Linked DNA regions of Homo sapiens: region 1 is linked to region 2. Evidence: read pairs that join two places in POLR2A ChIA-PET (ENCODE). Cell type or tissue: PC-3. All regions are shown on one strand. Each heading gives the region's core, and the rest is flanking DNA. Links, peaks and the distances in the headings are about the cores only. Region 1 holds the start of TTPAL (alpha tocopherol transfer protein like). Region 2 overlaps JPH2 (junctophilin 2).

Region 1 (11,265 bases), core at 3,898-7,897, 300 kb after region 2:
TGGGGGGTGTTGGAGATGGCAAGGGGAGAGGAAGGGTCTCCCTTGAGCTGCCACCATCCTGGCTGGCTTCAAGCTGCCCCTTTCTGTCGTGGGCTCCATGGAGATGGCCACTGTCACAGGGGCCCTCTCACTCTTAACCTTGGGGGATGCATCTCTCCTCATAGGGGTCCCTTGCAAGTCCTTCGTCAGCCCTTAGGAACCCAACATCCAACTCAAGCTTCTTGCTGCTGCCACACCTCTGCCCCTCCAGGAGGCTCTAGGGGACAGGACCCAAGAGGACCCCTTGTAGGTGCTCTCTGCCAACACTGGCCCATGGGAAACACTCCAGCCAGCAGCCTGTACTCCGAAAGTCCTGGGAATGTGGCTTACCTTAGCACGCCCACACTGGCTCCTTCACCAGTTCAGCCAGGCAGCCCGTTTCTCTCAGCCTCTAGATGTCCATGCCCACATGAGACCACTGGGCCCCCTCATAATGGCCACACATTATTCTCTACATATAGTGGCCCCTCTCATGGAAGAGCCCCCATGACCCCATTCCACCCTTCCAGGGAGATGGTCACCAAAGAACTCTTTGCTTCCTCTTCCCATCCTAGGAGAATGTGGTGGGTATAGGGGTAATAGTAAATGTGGGGGTTTTGGGTAGCCATGGCCAAATTTTAGCAGCTGTGGGTTTGGACTGGGCTCTTTTTTGTTGTTGTTGTTGTTACGTAAATTAACCCATTTATTACAGGCCAGTGATGTCTCAAAGAGTAGAGGAGCGTCTACTGGTCTTTCAACTCCTTCAGGCTTCTGATGGCGGACTTTACCGTGATAGCGGAGGTGGTATTGTATGTCCAGGCACCGCCAGCCACTGTCTTCACGCGGGAACCACAGTGCCAGATCCCCGCAGCTCATCTCTTCATCTTGGTTTTGCCACAGAAAGAGCAAGTGTACTTGGCCTGCTGGCTGATTTCAACTTTCTTCACCATTTTCCAGAGGGAGGCCCCATAGCGGGTCCCGTATTTACCGACGATCCCGACTTTCTTGGTAGGTTTGGCCATGTCACCGCGAACTAGGTCCGAGCCCAGAGAGTTGGACTGGGCTTTTAAAAAACAGTTACTGGTTGTCACAGCAGAGCTTTCTAGAAACATCTTACAAGTCATGTCCACCACCCCCAGCCTCAGTTTTTTCATATCCTTACTGCGGGTGGCAGCACCTTACTGGGTGGGGGTTTGTGGTGAGGGCTGAGTGAAGTAGTGAATTTGCGGAGCTAACACTCCAGAATTCCACAATCACAGACCTGCAAATTCCATCTCCGTGGGACCATTTACAAGTGATGTGGCTTCTCTGAGTCTGTTTACTCCTTTGTTAAATGGAAGAGCCTCTACTCCATTGCATCTCTGTAAGGTTAGTTAAGTGAATACATATGACATGCTTAGCACGGGACCTGGCACCTGGTAAGAACTCAGTCCATGCTGGGCGTTTTTAATACAACGGTGGGTGGCTGGTACTGACGGAGGGGATTTGGGATCTCCACCCCTTCCGTTTCCCTCACTATTCCAGGCCCTGTTTTGGAAATGCTTCAGCCAGGCTGGGATCCAGGGCCCCTGGGAACAGAGAGGACATACTGTACCTCCAAGCAGCCATGCTGACTCAGGTTAGGAAATCAATGTGTGACCACAAAAACACAGCCAGGTTCTTCCCACTTCTGGGAAATCTGCACAGCCAACCCATGGGCATCTCTTTACCCTGTCCCGAGAGGTGGCCAGCTTCGTTCTAGGACCTGATTCTGCAGCTTGTGAGCACAAGGCTGGCACATGGAGAAACAGGAGTCTCTCGCTCCTTAGGGAACCCCAGGCCCGGGGTCACAAGCTTTGCACGACCCTCTGATTGGGGTCAAACATGTCTGGTGTTTGCGAAGCCTCTGACTTCCCCCAGCCTGCGTCTGGACACTTCTCAAGCCAAGCCAGGCTCCGGACCACTGGTTGGGCAACGCATGACCTCAAACTGGGTCAGACCCATCAGATGAGCATCTGTTTAAGAGTATAGGACACTTTGTTCTTTAGAATCCCAAGGGTCAGAGTATGAACCCTCCCCGTCCCCAATTCAAACTCCTCCTCCATCACTTACTGCCATTTACTTACTCTGTTACTTTGAGCAAGTTTTTCAGCTCTCTGAGTTCTAGTTTTCCTAGCCACCAAATGCAGACTAACAAGTACCTTCACCTTCCAGGGTTGATGTGAGATTCGGGTAGTGAATGTCAAAGAATGGCACACATATTAGCAGGCACTCCATAAGGGGGAGTTATTATTGCAAACAGGGGCACTAGACACCAAGTAAAAAACAGTATGGTACATATGCTACAGTGGATGAGAGGGCAGAGCTGAAAGCCAGACTGCCTGGGTTCCAAACCAGGCTACTGGCCAGGTGCGGTGGCTCATGCCTGTAATCCTAGCACTTTGGGAGGCCAAGGCGGGTGGCTCACTTGAGGCCAGGAATTCGAGACCAACCTGGCCAATATGGCGAAACCCCATCTCTACTAAAAATGCAAATAAAATTAGCTGGGCGTGGTGGCATGTCCCTGTAATCCCAGCTACTCAGGAGACTGAGGCAAGAGAATAGCCTGAACCCAGGAGGCAGAGGTTGCAGTGAGCCAAGATTGTGCCACTGCACTCCAGCCTGGGCCACAGAGTGAGACGCTGCCTCAAAACAAAATAATACAAAACAAAACAGGCTGCCCTGCCACCTCCTGTGTGGCCACAGGGAAAGTCTCTAAGCCTCAGTTTTCTTCTCTGTAAAATGGGAATAATCATAATACAGTTATAAGGATTCAATTAGATTAGTTGCACTGGAAACAGTGCCTGGCACATAGTATCACCTAATAACCATTAACGATTTTTTATTTTGTTTTATTTTTCCAGTCTCTGCCCCAGTTGGGAAGCATGAACTATTTTTAATTAGCCACACAAGTTAGTAATGTCGGTAATGGTGCTGAAATCACACGGGTCAGTGTTTTGAACAAAATTCACATGGAAGTCATATTTAGTGAGCATCTACCTACATACCTGGTGCTAACAGAAACCATACATTTAGATACATGTATATGTACATGTAAACACACATATGCACACACACATAGTGTGAAGTAAGTGTTGCTGTCCTCATTTTTTAAAACCTTTATATTATAGAGCAAAACAGTTGCAGAAAACCACACAAATTAAATTTGTAGCAGCCAGGTGCAGTGGCTTACACCTGTAATCCCACCACTTTGAGAAGCCGAGGTGAGTAGATCACTTGAGCTCAGGAGTTTGAGACCAACCTGGGGAACATGGCAAAACCTGAAATGCCATCTCTACGAAAAATACATAAATTAGCCAGGCATGGTTGGCACGTACCTGTAGCCCCAGTTACTCAGGAGGCTGAAGCAGGAGGATTACTTGAGTCTAGGGAGGTCTGAGGCCACAGTGAGCTGAGATCACACTACTGTACTCCACCCCAGGCAACAAAGTGAGACACTATCTCAAAAAAAAAAAATTGTAGCTTAGTGAGTTATATCAAGGCAAACACCCTGTAACCACCACCCCGGTCAAAATACAGAATTTTTTCAGCCACCTCAGGGTTCCCCTCCCCACCTCACCAGGTACTCCATACCAATCACAGCCCATCCCCCCAAAATAATCACTAATCCGACTATTAATTACTTCCTTGCATTTCTTCATGACTTAATCATCTGAGTGTGCATTCCTAGATGTTATTGTTTAGTTGAGTCCACTTTTTATTTTTATTTATTTATTTTTTGTTGAGATGGAGTCTCGCTCAACCGCCCAGGCAGTGGCATGATCTTTCTTGGCTCACTGCAACCACCGTCTACCGTGTTCAACAGATTCTCCTGTCTCAGCCTCCCCAGTAGCTGGGATTACAGGCACCCACCATCATACCTGGCTAATTTTTGTATTTTAGTAGAGACGGAGTTTCTCCATGTTGGTCAGGCTGGTCTCGAACTCCGGACCTCAGGTGATCCGCCCGCCTCAGCCTCCCAAAGTGCTGGCATTACAGGCGTGAGCCGCCACTCCCGGCTAAACATATTTGATAAGTTTCAATCAACTGCAAGTATTGTCTTTGTTGCAGCTAAAATTGTTTCATCCACAGGCTGGCTTGTAAGTCCTTTTGGTGTGACCCTGGTAGCCTTCGATAGCTTCCTTGTTAATTGGCGTGACAAGATATTCCAGGCTTATTTTGTATATTTCCTGCTACAGATCTGGAATGAGTAATTTCTTCAAGAAGTCTTTTTATTTGTATTAATCAAAACTATTATCTGGGTGCAAGATATGCTCATTGCTACAAGATTGATTATGGTTTAAGTCTTTTTAATAGCTAGAACTAGGTATTATATATATGAATACACGCATATACATTTCCTTTAAAAATAGTTTCGAGTTCACATTGATATATCCAATGTAAATAGAGTTTTATAGGATGTTTATGGAATCTATTCTGTATTACACCTGTAGTTCCTTTCTTCCACACTTGGAATCTTTCATTTTCAAGGATACAGGGGCTGATAAAATGGAAAGATGCTATAATTACTGGTTAAAATGACTCAGTAATTCACAGGGGTTAAAAACTCCTTTAAACCTTAGGTTGTGTGGCAAACACCTTACACTCGCCCACTACTGGAGTTGGCAAACGCTTTCCAGTTTCAGCTGCTGTTTTCCCAACAACACGTGAATACATGTTGCAATTTTAGCACTCTCCATGTCTCAGGCCCGCCAGACACCTTGCTGCTTCCCTTCTGTTTCTACTGCACAGAGATGCCAATGGCATGCAGGCCTTGTAGCTGTTGGTGATTTGTCCCCACACGTTTTTTGGAGTTCATGAAGATGCCTTGTCACTTAGTTTTGTTGTAAATGTGTTTATGAATTTTTTTCTATTTTTATTTGGGGATTTGGGGATATTCAAATCTATGCTAGGCATTATTGCCTCCATCTTTCCAGAATTCCCCAGCTGGTATTATTTTCACCAATGAGGAAACTGAGCCCCAGGGGAAATGTGATTTGCCCAAGATCACACAGCCAGTGACAGCGCAGAGATGCATGTGAGGTCACCTGCTTTCATGCAAGGTACAGAGAAGATGCCTGATATGGACCACTCCCTCCTCATCTTCCTCCCTATTTCCACTGGTCAGTGTCTTTACAGGATTCTGGGGGGTTTGGTGGGGGGCTTTTTTGTTTGTTTTTTGAGGTGGAGTCTTGCTCTGTTGTTTAGGCTGGAGCGCAATGGCACGATCTCGGCTCACTGCAACCTCCACCTGCCGGGTTCAAACGATTCTCCTGCTTCTGCCTCCTGAGCAGCTGGGATTACAGGCACCCACCACCACACCCAGCTAATTTTTGTATTTTTAGGAGAGATGGTGTTTCACCATGTTGGCCAGGCTGGTCTTGAAATCCTGGCCTCAAGTCATCCTCCTGCCTCAGCCTCCCAAAGTGCTGGGATTACAGGCGTGAGCCACCGTGCCTGGTCCCATGATTCTGTTATTGACAATCAAATGAAACTATCCATGCAAAGAGCTTATCACTGTACCAATGAAAGCATTCAGTGACTGGTAGCAGTTAGTATAGGATTTTATGGTTGATGAAACCAAGGGTTGGAGAGACAGATAACTGTTCCATTGTTACACAGCTGGTAAGTGACACAGGCTTTAGACTCAGGTCTGTCTGACCAGAACCTAACATTCTTTCTCCCACACTAGTTCTTAATTCAGAGCAGCTTTGTCTCCCAGCTGGTATTTGGCAATGTCTGGAGATACCTTTGGTTTTTATCACTGTGAATGTGGAGTGCTACTGTCATCTAGTGGGTAAAGCCTAGGAATGACATTAAACATCCTACAGGACAACATCTCTCCCATGCCCCCGAAACAAAGACTTTTCCAGCTCCAAATGTCAATAGTGCTAATGTTGAGAAATTATGCCCTATACTGTGGTGCCATCCTAAATAAGCCTTGCCAGGCAGGGCACGGTGGCTCACTCCTGTAATCCCAGCACTTTGGGAGGCTGAGGCAGGCAGATCATCTGAGGTCAGGAGTTTGAGACTAGCCTGGCCAACATGGTGAAACCCGTCTCTACTAAAAATACAAAAATTAGCCGCGCGTAGTGGTACACACCTGTAGCCCCAGCTACTAGGGAAGCTGAGGCAGGAGAATCGCTGGAACCCAGGGGGTACAGGTTGCACAGAGTCGAGATTGTGCCACTGCACTCCAGCCCGGGTGACAGAGTGGGACTCCATCTCAAAAAAAAATAAAAAGAAAATAAATAAAACTAAATAAGCCTTACCTTAGAATCAATACTAAGGCTGGTCCTAGGAGATTTTCTGAGCTCAGAATCACAGGCCCTGAACAGAGACAGCTCAGGCATGTCTAGCCTCCTCCAGCAGGTATGCAATGCAATGTCAAGATTTTTTTCTTCAGAGGCTGGATGAAACGAGGAGAGCAAGATGTTTGAAACCTTCCAAACCAAGACACAGGGCAAGCCGCCCCCTGGTGATCTTTCTGCTTGAGAGGGGGTGATCATCACCGATAAACAGACATTTCATGATACAATGTGCCAGAACTCTGCACATGCCATTCTTTTTTTTTTTTGAGACAGAGTCTCACTCTGTTGCCCGGGCTGGAGTGCAGTGGCATGATCTCGGCTTACTGCAACCTCTGCCCCCCGGTACAAGCGATTCTCCTGCCTCAGCCTCCTGAGTAGCTGGGATTACAGGCGTGTGCCACCACACCCAGCTTGTTTTTTTGTGTTTTTAGTAGAGACAGGGTTTCACCCTGTTGGCCAGGCTGGTCTCAAACTCCTAGCCTCAAGTGATCCGCCCGCCTCAGCCTCCCACAGTGCTGGGGTTACAGATGTGAGCCACCGTGCTCGACCTGCACATGCCGTTCTATGACATCCTCCCAAGGATCCCCTCTAAACAAAGGCCATATCCCCATTTTATACATAAGGAAATGAGTCTTTTCAAGAGGTTGTTCAGACTCCATAAATTCTGAGTGTCCAAGGCAGAGAAGACAGACATCAAATACCAGCTCAAACACTTAGTCATCATGTGACTTTGGGCAATTTTTTGTCCTTCTCTGATCCTTTTTCCCAACCTGTAGAAACAGAGACAGGGCTACATGACCTTTAGGACAAAGTAAAATTTGGGACCATGGTGTCATACAGGCTTGAATTGATACCTAGCTCTCTCTTTCATATCTTGAGCCCTTAGGAGACTTTCTCTTTCTGAATATTTTACATTATTTTATTTTATTATTATTTTTTGAGATGGAGTCTCGCTCTGTTGCCCGGCCTGGAGTGCAATGGCACAATCTTGACTGACTGCAACCTCCACCTCCCGGGTTCAGGTGATTCTCCTGCCTCAGCCTCCAGAGTAGCTGGGATTACAGGCGCCTGCCACCATGCCTGGTTAATGTTTGTATTTTTAGTAGACACGGGATTTCACCATGTTGGCCAGGCTGGTCTCAAACTCCTGACCTCAAGTGATCCACCACTTTGGCCTCCCAAATTGCTGGGATTACAGGCATGAGCCACCAAGCCTGGCCTCTTTCTGGATTTTAGTTTCCTCTTCTGTAAATGGGACAATCCTAGCTCGCTGTTCACAGGGTCATTGTAAGGTGAAATTAAGATCATACAAGCACAGTGCCTGGTATATATAATTCAAAAAGCAGAAACTCTTTTTGTTGTCATTGTTTATCGGAGATGTTCTAATCCTGATATAATCTGGTTCTCTAAAATGTAATACCAAGAGGAACAAGAAATAATGGCCCTCAGTTGAGGGAAGAGGCAGGGATTTCTGGGGCATCTCTGAATCCTCTCCCTGCCCTGCCCTTGAGACCAAGTTCTTCTCCTGCTGGCAACATCTAGGATTGCCATCTGGGCTCCAGGTACCAGTAGTAGGTCCTAGGTTTGGGTTAAGGAGAGGGGTGAATTTATTCCAATACCTAGGACAGCCTGGTTAGGACAGGGTCATCCCTCACCCTTTGCCACAAGAGCTGCCATTTGGCAGGGCGCAGGAGAATGGCTTGAGCCCAGGCAGCCTCCCAGGTGGCTGGGATTACAGGCCTGGCTAATTTTTGTATTTTTAGTAGAGACAGGGTTTCACCAGGTTGGCCAGGCTGGTCTCGAACTCCTGAACTCAGGTGATCCACCTGCCTTGGCTTCTCAAAGTGCTGAGATTATAGGCATGAGCCACCACATCCGGCTGTTTTGGGGGGTTTTCTTTTTGAGACAGAGTCTCGCTCTGTCGCCCAGGCTGGAGGGCAGTGGCATGATCTCGGCTCACTGCAACCTCTGCCTCCTGGGTTCAAGTGATTCTCCTGCCTCAGGCTCCCGCATAGTTGGGTGTGACAGCCGGAAGTGGGGGCCTCGGATTACAGGCGTGTGCCACCACGCCCAACTAATTTTTGTATTTTTAGTAGAGACAGGGTTTCACCATGTTGGCTGGGGTGGTCTCATCATACTCCTGATCTCAAGTGATCCACCTGCTTCAGCCTCCCAAAGTGCTGGGATTCCAGGCGTGAGCCACTGCACCCGGCCTTACCTTACGTTTTAAAAGATCTCACAGATGTGATTAATGTAAGGATCTTGAGATGGTAAGATTATCCTGGATTATCTGGCTGAGCCCAATGTAATCCCAAGAGTCCTTATAAGAAGAGGGAAGCAGGAGGATCAGTCAGTAGTAGAGGTGACAACAGAAGCCAGAGGTTGAGGTGATTTGAAGAAGGGGCCATAAGCTAAGGAATGCAGGTGGCCTCTACAAACTGTAAAAGGAAAGGAACTGATGCTTCCTCCAAATCCCCAAAAGAATGCAGCCTTGCCAACACCTTGATTTTAGACTTTTGACCTAGAGAACTGCAAGAGAATATATCTGTGTTGTTTCAATCCATGAAGTTTGCAGTAATTCCTTGTAACAGTAACAGGAAAATAATACATAGATTTAGCAAACAAAACAAAATCCAGGATGCCCAGTAGTCATATTTGAATTTCCTATAAACAACAATTTTTAAAGTATAAATGTGTCCCAAATGTTGCATAGGACACACTTATCTGTGTGTATGTGTGTGTGTGTTTGGAAAGGAACATGCTTAAATGTTTATCTGAAATTCAAACTGTAGTGAATGTTATATATTTTGTCTGTCAATCTTAGAAGTGATGAAACTGAGAGCAGGAGTCAAAACTCATGATTCCCAGGTCGCCTCCATACTGCTGCCCCCTGCCCCTCAATCTGGCAGAAACTGCCACGTTCTTGTGGCCCTCATGGGTCACTTCCCATCTTCTTGGGACTCCTCTTGCCCCTGGGGTAGGAAAATGAAAAGACTGTTTAAGGTCGTTTCTTTAGGCTCAGAGTTCTCCTGGACCACCAGAGGTTCTGCCTCAGAGGGACCTAGGAGATTTGCCTCAAAGTTGCAGTTGCACAAAATACTTGCGGGCGGATCTTAATGGACTGGGGTGGGAGTTAGTAAAGCCTTTGTCTGGAGGGAACGTAATGAACCCCAAAGCAGGAAAAAAGTAATTATTGAATCAGGCTCCAGAGCAAGAATCAGGTTTCAGGTAAGGAAACGGAAGCACAAGAAGGAATGGGGACTTGCTCCAGGTCACTCAGTTAATGACAGACAGATGTCCCCTGGTTTGGAGTCTCCCTTTTTGGAGCAGCTAGTCCTGATAGCAGCCATAGTGGGGGGAAGTCTAGAATGCTAATCCTGAGGTCCGGGTTTGAAGCCCTTTACTGCCTTGATTGCCAGTTTCCCTTTCCTGAAATAGGGGAATTGCATAAATATGAGGAGTTAATGAGATCATGGATGTTAAACAACAGGTACATGTTAGCATGTTCTTGGAAAATGGCAGCTTCTTTCCTTCCTTCTCTGAGCCTCAGTTTCCCCATCTATAAGCCGGGTTTGACAAGCGGCTGGTGCCCCAGCTCCTCCCAGCCACTCCAGGTCCGCAGCTCGGAGCTCCGGCAGCCAGGTGGGGACTGAACACCAACGCCGCGGGGAGGCGTCGCACATGCGCGCTCCTAGGCGGAGCCCCGCCTCCCACGCCCTGGATCGTCACTTCCGGCGCGAGAGGCCGGGCAGGCCGGGCAGGGAGTGCGGGTCGGTTCTGCGTGCGCTGCCGGACGAGGCTCCCGCCGCCGATTGACCCGCGCTCCGCCCGTAGTCGGGCCGGTGAGTGCCCGCGAGCCCATCCGTGTGCCCTGGGAGCTGAGGAGAGGGACCCCTGAGAGGGAAGGATAACCGGAAGTGGGGACCAGAGGAGCGAGAGACCCCAGGAAATGGGGACACCTGGGGAGGGGGTGACAGCCGGAAGTGGGGGCCTCGGAAGGTTGTCCACGGGATATGGGGTCTCGGGGGCTCTAGGAGAGATGGCTTCCTGACCTCTCCTTGTTGAGAGGAAGGGGTGGAAAGGAAAGTGATGCTCCAGAAAGGATGGGCTCCAGGTGGGGGAGATCTTTGGCTTCACCGTTACCAATGGTGTCTGCATCTCACTCATATGTCCGCCTGTCAGCTCATTCACCAGCCTGTGACTGAGTCCTGCTGAGCGCTCGGCACTGCTGAGTCCCTGGAGAGTCAACATGAAGCTCCAGGTGGAGGGTACAGATTAGAAGCCCAGGGTGGGGCTAGACGCATCCTTGCTCTGCCTCACCGGGTGTGCCCCCTTGGGCGAATCGCTTAACCTATATCCTCCGCTGATGTGTACAGACCACTGCCATGTGCCCGGCACTGGGGGTGGCAGTGGACATGGCAGACAAGCCCTCTGCCCTCGTGGAACTTAGATTCTAGGGGACAGTCCTTTTTGTCCTCCTTTGTAAAATGGCAACAGTAATAGCGCTCTCACCAAATAACGTGAAGATTAAATGAGGAAATGGGTAAAGGGCTTAGCAATGCTTGATACATGGTAAAATGCTCAAGTATGCATTCTCTTCATTCCACTATAATGTAAGCTTTATTAGGCAAGGAATTGTATTGTTTGCGTCTGTGTTCCCAGTGCCTGTGAGCACAGTGCCTGACATATATGGTAGGTGATCGGTAATTATTTGATAAATGAGTGCGTGGTGAAACTGACTCTAGATAAATGCCCATAGCATTGGACTGTAATTTCTAAAAAAGAAATAGGAACCCAGTTCTGTGGAAAACTGGAGGGAATCACCCTCAGGGAGTTTGGGAAGGATTCACTGAGGTGGTGACATGGCAGCTGAGCCTGAGCTGTCAAGTTAGGAACAAATTAGAAGAGGAAATTCCAG
Region 2 (11,265 bases), core at 3,936-7,935:
GCTGATGTAGTCCCTTTAAGCCCAAGAAAAACTGAGATTGCAACAGGAGAGCAGCTCTTGGCCACCAGTTGGGAAGGAAACAGTCAGGCTATATTAGGAAACTTACAAGCAAGTGGCAAGAGGCACAGACACCCAGGGGAGGCTGGGAGTGACAGGGCCCTGGGAAGGGGAAAAACCGACTCCTGAGGCCACCCCCACTCCAACTCCCTCCAAGACAGGACAGTTCTCCCTGGAGACAGGAAGAATGCATCCACAGAGGGAGAGAGGGAGGCCGCTGCCCATGGCCATCTGGCTGAGAGGGGCCGTCTGCAGAAGGAAGGGCCTCCTCCGATACCCTTTGGACTGCCTCCTCACTGAGCTTTGTAAACCCTGCAGGGCTTCCCACTGTCCCAAAGGAAACGGGGGAGATCCCCAACAGCCCACAAAACCTGGCAGGGGCCGCCCCTGCCACCTCCCCTGCCTCATCTTGGACTGCTCACCACTCACACTCGCCTTCCCACCTTGGGGCCTTTGCACAAGCTTTCCCCATTTCTTCACATGCTCTTCTCTTCCCTCTTCCCCTGGCCAACTTCTATTGACAGTTCTAGCTTTGGCTTAAACGTGATTTCATCCAGGAAGATTTCTTGAGCCCCATTCCCTGAGTGCTGCTGGAAACAGCCACATGTTATCATGTCATCCATTTTTCTTAGCACTTTCCACAGGTGCCATTGAATAATTATCATGACCATTTGTTCACCAGAAGCCTCCCCTGCTTGTCTTTGCCTTCCAAGAGGGAGGAAGCTTTGTCTACCTTATTCTTGCTAAGATGCTAAGCTCCTGGCATCTAGCACAGTTCCCAGGCCCAAGGAAATCCTCGGTAAGCATCCGATGAATTTTCAAGTCTTTTCCTGAATGACACTCTTATGTCCTTTGAGAGGCAGGAAACCCATCTTTTTTCCCTCATGACTCGGCATGCAGTAGGTGCTCAGTAGTGGACAGCACTGGCTGCCAAGGGTGTTCAGGTCCAGATTCAGCAGTTCAAGCCCTGGGAGTTATTGGTGTACATGTAAAATGCTGGTGAAGGCCATAACCATGGCAAAAATACGGTCCTGTCCCCCCGATAGGACTCCCGAAATTAATAAAACCTAAATATAGCCTTCTCCTTGCAGTTGCTCTTCTGGTGAGTATAGAATAACAGGGATTTAAGTCTAAACTCTGACGTTGAATAGTTCTAAGACATGCATAAACTATTTAAGCCTGCGGAGCCTCAGTTTGTCATTCTGTAAAATGGAAATCATGATACCTTCTTCATCTGGTTGTTCATACAACCCTTTGCATTTGACAAGCTAGATGAAGACCATGCATTCTTCTAGCTAGGTGCTGGGATACAGCCGTGAACTAAGTGGACATGATCGCTGCCAGCAAGGGGCTCAGAGTCTTGTGCCAGGGATAGACTAAATATAATTAACCAATCACAGAAATAAATGCAGCCATGGCAGCAGTCCAGATGAGAGGTGATGCCCCAGGTCTTGAGTGGCAGGGAGTGGGGAGGGTGGGTTGAAGATTAAATAAACTGTGTGTGAGGCAGCTAGCTCAGTGCCTAGGATATAGTAAGTGTTCAATAAACCCTAGATTTTTGACAGGTCAGAGTCTTTGCCCAGAAAGGATTAACTGGAAAGATGAAAAGGAGCCACACAGAAGACAGAGAGAGCTCAGGAAGAAAATGAGACCAGCTCCAATTTTCTGCCCGGTTTGTAAGTTGTTTGTAAGAAAGCATGTTTGTGCTCTGGAATACTCAGATTTTGAATATTCCAGAATTTTTAAAAATTCACACAAAAAGAATGGAAAATATCTCATTAATGATTGTATATTGTTTACACACAAAAAAAATATTGTGGATAATGAGTTAAATAAAATGTATTATTAAAATTGGTTTCACCTTTTTAAATATGGCTACTAAAAATTTTTAAGTTACATACATAGTTCATATTATACTTCCATTAGAAAGTTCTGGTTTAAGTCATTTGGAGTTAGGGTTTTCCTTGACCTGCAGACAAAAGAGTATCTTAATGGATACAGGTAACATCATTTTGATTTTACAGTTGGAAAAGCCGAAACTAAGAATTTTAATGACTTGCTCATATTAACACAATGTGGCAGTTGTTGGCAATCACAGCCAAGCGTCCTGACTAGTGCTTTCACCTCTAAGAATATGAGAACTTCCCTTACAAGTTAAAAGTTCCAAAATTCTCACCCAAATCTCAGCTCTGAAGAAAGCGTGACCATTTCGGAAATGCAAGTGCTATGGTTCAGATGTTTGTCCCCTCCAAACTTCATGTTGAAATGTTATCCTCAGTGTTGGAGGTGGGGACTAATGGGAGGTGTTTGGGTCATGGGGGCAGATCCCTCATGAATAGATTAATGCCCTCCCTTGGGGGTGAGTGAGTTTCTGCTCTGTTAATTCCCACAAGAGCTGGTTGTTACAAAGAGCCTGGCACCTTTTCACTCTCACTCTTGCTTCCACTCTTGCCATGTGATCTCTGCACACACCAGCTCCCCTTCACCTTCTGCCATGAGTGGAAGCAGCCTGAGGCCCTTATCAGAGGTAGATGCTCCACCTTGAACTTTCCAGCCACCAGAATCGTTAATCAAATAAACCTTTTTTCTTTGTAAATTACCTGGCCTTGGGTATTTTTTTTTTTTTTTTTTTTTGAGATAGAGTCTTTCTCTGTTGCCCAGGCTGGAGTGCAGTAGTGTGATCTTGGCTCACTGCAACCACCGCCTCCTGGGTTTAAGCAATTCTCCTGCCTCAGCCTCCCAAGTAGCTGGGACTACAGGTTCCTGCCACCATGCCCAGCTAATTTTTTGTAGTTTTAGTAGAGACGGGGTTTTTCACTGTATTGGCCAGGCTAGTCTCGAACTCCTGACCTCATGATCCGCCTGCCTTGGCCTCCCAAAGTGCTGGGATTACAGGCATGAGCCACCACGCCTGGCCCTCAGGTATTCTTTTACAGCAACACAAAATTGACTAAGACACCAAGGAAAAGCTGGGAGATCCAGAATCCAGTTTGAGACATCAAAGAGACATATGGGCCAGACCAGGATTCTGCCTCCAAATACAGAATGGACACTGAGAACACCATCCCATCTGGCCAGTGACACCTTCCTATTTCCAGGGAACTATCTGAGGTTGGAAGATCAGTGTGCCTCGGTGCTACGGTTTAATGTTTGTCCCCCTAAAAAGCTCAAATTGAAACTTAATCCCCAATGTGGCAGTATTGAGAGGTGGGGCCTTTAAGAGGTGATTAATCCACTCATGGATTCATGGTTTAATTGGTTATGGGAGTGGGGCTGGTGGCTTTATAAGAAGAGGAAGAGAGATCTGAGCTAGCACACTCGGCCCTCTCATCACATGACACCCTGTGCCACCTTGGGACTCTGCAGAGAGTCTCCACCAGTAAGAATGCCACTCCTGATATGACCCCTTGACCTTGGACTGCCTAGCCTCCAGAACTCTAGGAAATACATTTTGTTTCTTATAAACTACACAGTTTCAGGTATTCTGTTATAAGTAACAGAAAGCAGACTAACACACTGGAGAACTGAACAGAGATGGAGAGAAGGAACGAGGACTAGCTCCTTTCTAGGAGTCCCCATTGCCTATAGAAGTCCTTACCTGATAGTCCAGTTCCTTCATGACCTGGTTCCAAGTCACTTTCTCAGCCTTGTCTTCCCAAATCCTTCATAGCCCAGTTTCAAACCACCTCCTTCAGGGAACCACCTTCCTTCCTCCAAATTCTCATTGCCCAAGACATTTATCACTTCTTACTTCCCATGGCAGCTCTCTTGTCTTTATCTTGCCTGTTTTGTCTACCAGCCATCGCTGATCCTTCTCCAAGTCCTCTCACATAGTACCAGATGTTGGCATAAGATCTTTGGGTGGCCCATAGAAGTGTCATCAACAAATTTCAGACAGTGTTTAAGATGGAGCATGGCAGATACAGAGTGAGCATCAGAGAGTCCAGGGGTTAATGGCTCTTGTCCAAGCATACCAAGATCAGACCAGGTGAACCAGAAATGCTCACTGTGGTCAGCACACATGCCCATGCCACAGACACCACACAGATGCTCCTGATTATAAGGGACTCATAGCTTGGCTCTAACCCACCTTGATAAAGACTATGGACCCAGCATCCCAGAGAAAGTAAGCCAGGGCTAAGACAGCTTTGGAGGTAGCAAAGAATAATGGAAATCACATGGTCTTCAGATAGACCTGACTCTGAATATCTCTTTAATTTTGCTCAATATATTGTTAAAATGAATAGATAAGAAAGTATCCTAACAGATACAGGCATCATCATTTCGATGTTACAATTGGAAAAACTGAAACTAAGAATTTAAATGACTCTCATGATGACGCACTGCGATACTCCTTAATTCTCTTGGTCTCCACCCTATCTGTCTAGTCCAAGCCACATCCTTTTCTCCCTCGATGATGACAGTAGTATCCTCCCTGCCCCCCACTTCAGTTGACCCTTTGCTGCTGCCACTCATCTTCTTCATAAGATGCAACTCTCAGCAGGTTACTCCCCATCTCAAAACCCTGCAGTAACTTCCCAGTGCCTTGAGGAGTGTCTCAGGTCAGGATCCCTAGGGAAAAGATTCTGAAGCTGAGATGATGTGTGGGAGATTTAGCGGGGAGTGCTCTCAGGAAGAGCACGTGTAAGGAAGGAAGCAGGATTTGGCAGTGGAGGAAGCTGAACATCTGCAACAGAATATTCAACTGATCCCAGGGGGATTTAAGCTGGTATAGCCCTTCAGCGTTGCCCAAAATCAAAGCAAGGGGGCCAGGTCATTACAGTCATTAGATGTGAAGGAGGCAGCTCCCTTTGTTGGAGAGAAATACCCAGCCAGGATCTGTCAGCTGCTAACACTCCTGGCAGCTCGGGGAATGTGTCCCTGGTCCTAAGGAGTGTCTGAAGGGGTAGCCTAGAATCTACTAGAAGGATGAAGTTCAAGCTCCTCACTGTGACCCACAAAACCCTCATGATCTGGGCTTTGCCAATCTCTCCAGCCTCGTCCACCCCACTCTCTCTCTCTGAGTCTGTGCTCCAGCCTTTTCTGGAACACAGCATGCTCAGGTCCCACCTCCAAGCCTTTGCATTTGCTGTCCCTTCTGCCTGCCTGTGCGGCCTCCCCTGTCACCCAGTTTACCTCTATTCATCCTGCATATCTCAGCTCAAACATCACTTCCTCAAGGACGCCTTCTCTGATTATCAGACCAGACCAGGTTTCCCTGTTATCAGTTCATAAATTCTTCTATTTTTCCTTCAAAATATGTATCACATTTTGTATTTAAGTAATTGTTAGATGCCGGTCTCTGCTGTTAAGATACATGCACTTGGGGGCAGGGACAGGTCTGACTCGCCCACCACAGCATCCCCAGCACTCCATGCAGGGACTCACACATGGAAGACATTCAACAGATACTGTCAAATGCATTAATAAGCACAGGCTTTGAATAAGGTCTCTTTGAGTCTGTCTCCTCTCAGTAAAGTGAGCATAGCAAGTTTCCTTTGCAAGGTTGCTGTATTACATGGTTTATCTAGCAGAGATCTCGGGCTCTCAACAAAGGTTGGCTCCTTTCACTTCATGGGAAAAGACTGTAGGGTGACCAGTCATCCCAGTTTGCCTATGTCTGAGAGGTTTCCTGGGATGTGGAACTTTCAGTGCTAATACCGGGCAGTTTCAGGCAAATTGAGATGGCTGATCACCCTAAATTGGGGTGAGAAGGAAAAAGGGGCATTTCATATTAGTACAATAGTCAGGATATAGTAGCAAACCAGCTCTTTAGGACAAACCAACCAACCAACCTCAGTTTGTACTATTAGTCAGTTTCCACTGTGTAAATACCCCCACCATGACTGCAAAGTTCCTGAGCTCTCATGAGCCAGTAGGAGCTGGCTCTAGTAACCTGTATGTGTGTATATATAAATATTTTTTGTTTTGTTTTGTTTTGTTTCGTTTCGAGACAGAGTCTCACTCTGTAATCCAAGCTGGAGTGCAGTGGCACAATCACAGCTCATTGCAGCCTCAACCTCCTGGGCTAAAGTGATCCTCCCACCTCAGCCTCCCAAGTAACTGGGACCACAGGTGCATACCATCATGCTGGCTAATTTTATTTTTTGTAGAGATGTGGTCTCGCTATGTTGCCCAGGCTGCTCTTGAACTCCTGGACTCAAGCAATCCTCCTGTCTCAACCTCCCAAAGTGTTGCAATCACAGACAGGAGCCACCAAGCCCAGCTCAATAACCCATATTTAATATGAGCTCTCAGGTTTCTATTGCAAATGTGCCACACAGCCATAGACAACCTCAACTGTGGTGCAAGTGAGAATATTTCAATCCTGAGAAGGTCACAGCTGGAGTGGAGCTTGGAGATTAAAACCGCTTTTATAAAACTTATGACAGTGAAAAAAATCTGACATAAAAATATTTAACAGTAAAAAAAATCGATATAACTGACTCCATCTTACTTCTAACCTCACAAGCTAACTGTCTTCACTCATGCCTGGACATAGACCAAACTAACTATTCAAAAATTGAGTTAATAGTTTAAGACAAAAATAATTAACAGTCCTTTCTTGAAACTAACCCCCTCTTTACTCAGTGACCAAAACTGCCTTTATAAAATTATGACTCCAGAGAAATATAGCCAGAGGTTACAGAACTTGTAACCTCCCCAGCGACTCCTATAGATAACATCACTACTGTCAAAACCTAAAATTGGCCTTTAAAATATTTTTTGAACTTTTACATTCTGACGATTCTACCCAGACCTGTGACTCATAGCAAAAAACTAATTCAACCAGTCCTATAACCCCCACCCCGAAACTGCCTCAGTATAAAAAAGCCAGCTTCGACTTCCTATAATTTCATCCCCAATCCAACCAATCAACATTTCCCTCTCCCTAGCCCCCTGCCCGCCAAACTATCCTTAAAAAATGCTACCTTCCAAACTTTCAGAGACATAAATTTAAATAATAAACCCCCATCTTCCCACTTGACTAGCCCTACATTTATTAAACTCTTCCTCTACGATAATACCATTGTCCTAATAAGTTAATTTTATCCATACAACAAACAAACAAAGGCTGGGTGCTGTGGCTTACACCTGTAATCCTAGCACTTTGGGAGGCCAAGGTGGGTGGGTCACGAGGTCAGGAGTTCAAGACCATCCTGGCCAACATGGCAAAATCCTGTCTCTACTAAAAACACAAAAATTAGCCTGGCGTGGTGGCGCATGCCTGTAATCCCAGCTACTCAGGAGGCTGAGGCAGAGAATTGCTTGAACCCAGGAGACGGAGGTTGCAGTTAGCCGAGATCGTACCACTGCACTCCAGCCTGGGCGACTGAGAGAGACTCCGACTCAAAACAAACAAACAAACAAACAATTCATCAGACGATGATAAGATCTTCTAGTCCAAGCCCATAAGTAATCCATCACATAGGCCACTTATTCCCCATCCTGTGTCCACAACTGACATTGCTAATGGGTCATGAGGCTGAGTAGCACTATAGCCTACAGTCCCCACTCACCACTTCCGCAGGTAGCCACACCCAATTAGCCAGTGTTGTGCGTGAGAAAATCTGCTTACCTTCATGGGTAAGTGTAGTCTTATTCCTTCATTATACGGGGAAGGAAGCTTAGGCTCAGAGAGGTAGAGGGACCTGCCCAAGGCCACACAGCCCAGGAGTAGCTCAGCTGGGACTGAAGAACAGGTCCCTTGCCTCAATTGCTCTTTCAATGCTGCCTTGCATTGAAAAGCTGAGTACCCAGAGTAGGGAGAAACAAAGGGAGGCCATCCAGGATTCTGAGGCTACATTCTGGAAAACTGTGCTTAGACACCCCCACCCCCAACCCTTTTTGCATCCTGAGGGCTCCTTATTACGTCTACATGTAAATACTGTTTGTATGGAGGAAGCACTTTTTAAAAATTGCAAAAGTTGGGCCAGGTGCAGTGGCTCACGCCTGCAATCCCAGCACTTTGGGAGGCCAAGGCAGGCAGATCACTTGAGGTCAGGAGTTCGCGACCAGCCTGTCCAACATGGTGAAACCCCGTCTCTACTAAAAATACAAAAATTAGCCAGGTGTGGTGGCGCTTGCCTGTAATCCCAGCTACTCGGGAGGCTGAGGCAGGAGAATCGCTTGAACCCAAGAAGCGGAGGTTGCAGTAAGCCAGGTGTGGTGGCTCAGGGCTGTAATCCCAGCACTTTGGGAAGCTGAGGTGGGTGGATCTCTTGAGCTCAGGAGTTCAAGACCAGCCTGGTCAACCCCTGTCTCTACTGAAACTACAAAAAAGTAGCCGGTTGTGGTGGTGCACGTCTGTGGTCCCAGCTACTCAGGAGGCTGACATGGGAGGATTGCTTGAGCCCCCCGTGCAGGGGTGGAGGTTGCGGTGGGCCAAGATCCCTCCTGCACTCCAGTCTGGGTAACAGAGTGAGACCCTGTCTCAAATTAAAAAAAAAGAAAACAAAATTTTAAAAGTCATATGCTCATTGCAAAAAAAATCCAAACAAGAGAAGAGTATATAAAAGAAAACACCTTTGTCCGGTCTCCCCAGGGTAACTTCTGTTAATGATTTAGATCCTTCTAGGCCTTTTCCTGCCAATTTGCAACTGTATACTGATCACAAATAGACTAAAAGATTAGCTGTTCACCAGTCTGCCACTGACCCCATCTCTGAGAACACTACCTAGCACCTAGCAGGCACTCAATAAATATTTGCCAAATGGCTTTTGTTCACTTATAATGGCTTAGATTTCTTTCTGTATGAATATAGGTGGGTCCACCTCTGTCTTTTTAAAGTCCTGTTGTACTTCATCGCATGGTCTCATAAATTAACAGTCCCTTCGGTGAGCATTTAGACTGCGTTACATTTTTCCCGTAACAATCCCAAGGCCTTGCTCTCTGGCTCGCCTGCAAGGCTGGCACCAAAGTCCCTTCCCATGGCTTCCAAATGCCGCTGTCCATCAAATCTCCATAGTCTCTGGTTTCCTGGGATCACCAACAGACAACCCGAAGCGGAGGAGCTGGCGGCATTTGGGACCAGCTCCCAGGAGCAGGGTCAGGTTGCAGCGGGTGGATGACAAGTCCCTGAGCCCGCAAGGCTCCACCACCCCTACATCCAGAGGCTGCTGCCCCAGATGATGCCCCGTGGCTCACCCCCAGAAGCAGGGGATTAACCAGGAGGCATCTCCTGGGTGCTGACAGCCCTGGAGCCTGTGGCCTGGGGAAAAGGCCCATTTCCAGGCCTTGGGTCAGCTCAGCAACCCTAAGGGCCTTGGAGAGCAGAAATGATTGTGTGTGCAGAAGGCAAGAAAGGTCAAGGGGAGAGGGTCTAAAAGGAGACCCACCTACCTGTGCACAGGCCTGCCCAGAAACCCAATGCCCATGGACACTTCCAACAGGCATCTCTCACCCATGGTGTCCAGTACTGAACTCCTGACCCTTCCTCCTCAAACCCTCACCCCATCTCAGTTCATGGCAACACCATCCTTCCATGGTTCAGGCAAAAGCCTTGGGACCATCTTTAACTCCTCTTTCTCTCAATCCTATCCAGTCTATAAGTTTTGCTTCAAAATGTGTCTTCTCACCACCTCTGCTACTACAAGGTAGTGGTGCAAACCACCATCTTCTCACCAGTCATAATGTAATAAACTCACTACCAGGTCTCCATGCCACCTCCCCTCACCTAATACCTATTTTCCCAAAACAGCCTTTTCTCAACACAAGAGCTAAAAGAATCTCATCAAATGGGTCAGATCCTATCTGTCTTTTTTTTTTTTTTTTTTTTTTAGAGATAGGGTCTCACTGTGTTGCCCAGGCTGGTCTTGAACTCCTGGGCTCAAGCAATCCTCCTGCCTTGGCCTCTTAAAGCGCTGGCCTTCTCTGTACATCCCATCAAGGGTACATACTGTAGGTTTGTCTGTCACTGATGATGTTAAATTTGATCACTTTGTTAAAAGGTAGCCATAGGCCGGGCACAGTGACTCATGCCTATAATCCCAGCAATTTGGGAAGCTGAGGCAGGAGGATGGCTCGGGCTCAGAAGTTTGAGACCAGCCAGGGCAACATGGAGAAACCCCGTCTCTACAAAAAAATTAGCCAGGCATGGTGATGTGTGCCTGTAATCCTAGGTACTTGCAGGCTGGGGTGGGAGGATCACTTGAGCCCAGGAGGTCGAGGCTGCAGTGAGCCGTGATTGTACCATTGCACTCCAGCCTGGGTGACAGAGCAAGACCCTGTTAAAAAAAAGAAAAAGAAAAAAAAGGTATCCATAAAGGATTCCAATTTAATTAAAAATAGAAATAATAAAAACATGGTACATGCCATCCAGAGTGTCCCCTGCAGGCTGCATGCAGCTGTCCAGCCTCCATGTGTGACTCCAGCTCTACCCCATCCACAGCAATGGGCAGCCAGCAGTGGCAGGAAGACCTCCAGGCACAAGGTGCTCATTCCTGGCCTGGAGCAGGGGTCACTCTGGAGTTCCTAGCACACCTGGGCTGCTCTGTGGATTCTGCCAGGCACAGATCTGTGCCAGGCAACTCTCATCAGTTCCCTTTAAGCAGGGAGTGAAAGTTACACGGGAGGGAGGTGTGCCAGCCCTAACTTCTCTCCTACTCTGTGGCTTCAGCTCGGGAAGGGATAGGTGAGAACAAGGATAACCCTCCAAGGCAGGAAGTCTATGGCAGGAAGCAACCCTGTCCCCCTCGCCCCACACCCCACCCTCAACCAGGGCCCTCAGAAAATGAGACTCGGCATTCCTCATGAGGGTGTGGAGGGCAGGGCCTGCTCCGGGGAACAGCTGCTGGGCACGGAATTAGCAGGTCCCGGAAACAAGCAAGCTCGATGAATCCCAGAAGCCTGGCCTCGGACAGGGGCACGTCTGCAGAGATTTGGCCAATCGGGCACATGAATCACTGAAAACAAGGCCGTGGACAGGAAAGACTAATACGGTCCGCTTTTCTGTTCTGCTAAGGGTCTGCTGTGCTCTCCTGGGGTCTCCATAGAATGCCCAGAAGCTGCCAAGACAGCAGCTCAGCTGACTGTCACGCTGATGCCTGGCTGTGAACTGGGACATGAGATTTCCAAGATGAGGTTAAATTATGCTGATTCTACATTCGAAATGGAATCATGTCTGGCATGGATTCCATCTACACTGGCAGGACTCAAGGCAGAACTAAGCGAATCAAAGTCTTGTCTTATTTACTGTTCCAAAGTCAA

Evidence for each region. Peaks named below come from ENCODE experiments on the same cell type or tissue, not always from the same donor. Only the 100,000 strongest peaks of a DNase experiment are listed, where the experiment ranks them.
Region 1: POLR2A ChIA-PET joins it to region 2 with 5 read pairs; 1 of 35 experiments calls an interaction of 5 or more read pairs at or near these places.

What each region holds. Positions count from the first base shown.
Region 1 is chr20:44,465,803-44,477,067 of GRCh38, forward strand. TTPAL (alpha tocopherol transfer protein like) reads left to right here and starts at 10,072. Exons shown (of 5, transcript NM_001039199.3): 1 at 10,072-10,189. It also overlaps the pseudogene RPL37AP1. RefSeq lists an enhancer at 9,868-9,957 and a silencer at 10,048-10,177. In PC-3, for the core only: a CTCF peak has its summit at 5,824 (motif pointing left); a DNase peak (open chromatin) is centred at 5,799.
Region 2 is chr20:44,166,504-44,177,768 of GRCh38, forward strand. The region is part of intron 1 of JPH2 (junctophilin 2); the gene reads right to left. Among named protein-coding and RNA genes, the nearest start is that of JPH2, 15 kb to the right of the region's middle. RefSeq lists a silencer at 75-335 and an enhancer at 10,878-11,265. In PC-3, for the core only: no CTCF peak of the experiment used is centred there; DNase peaks (open chromatin) are centred at 5,428, 5,898, 6,828 and 7,538; H3K4me3 peaks cover 1,446 bases; H3K27ac peaks cover 4,000 bases.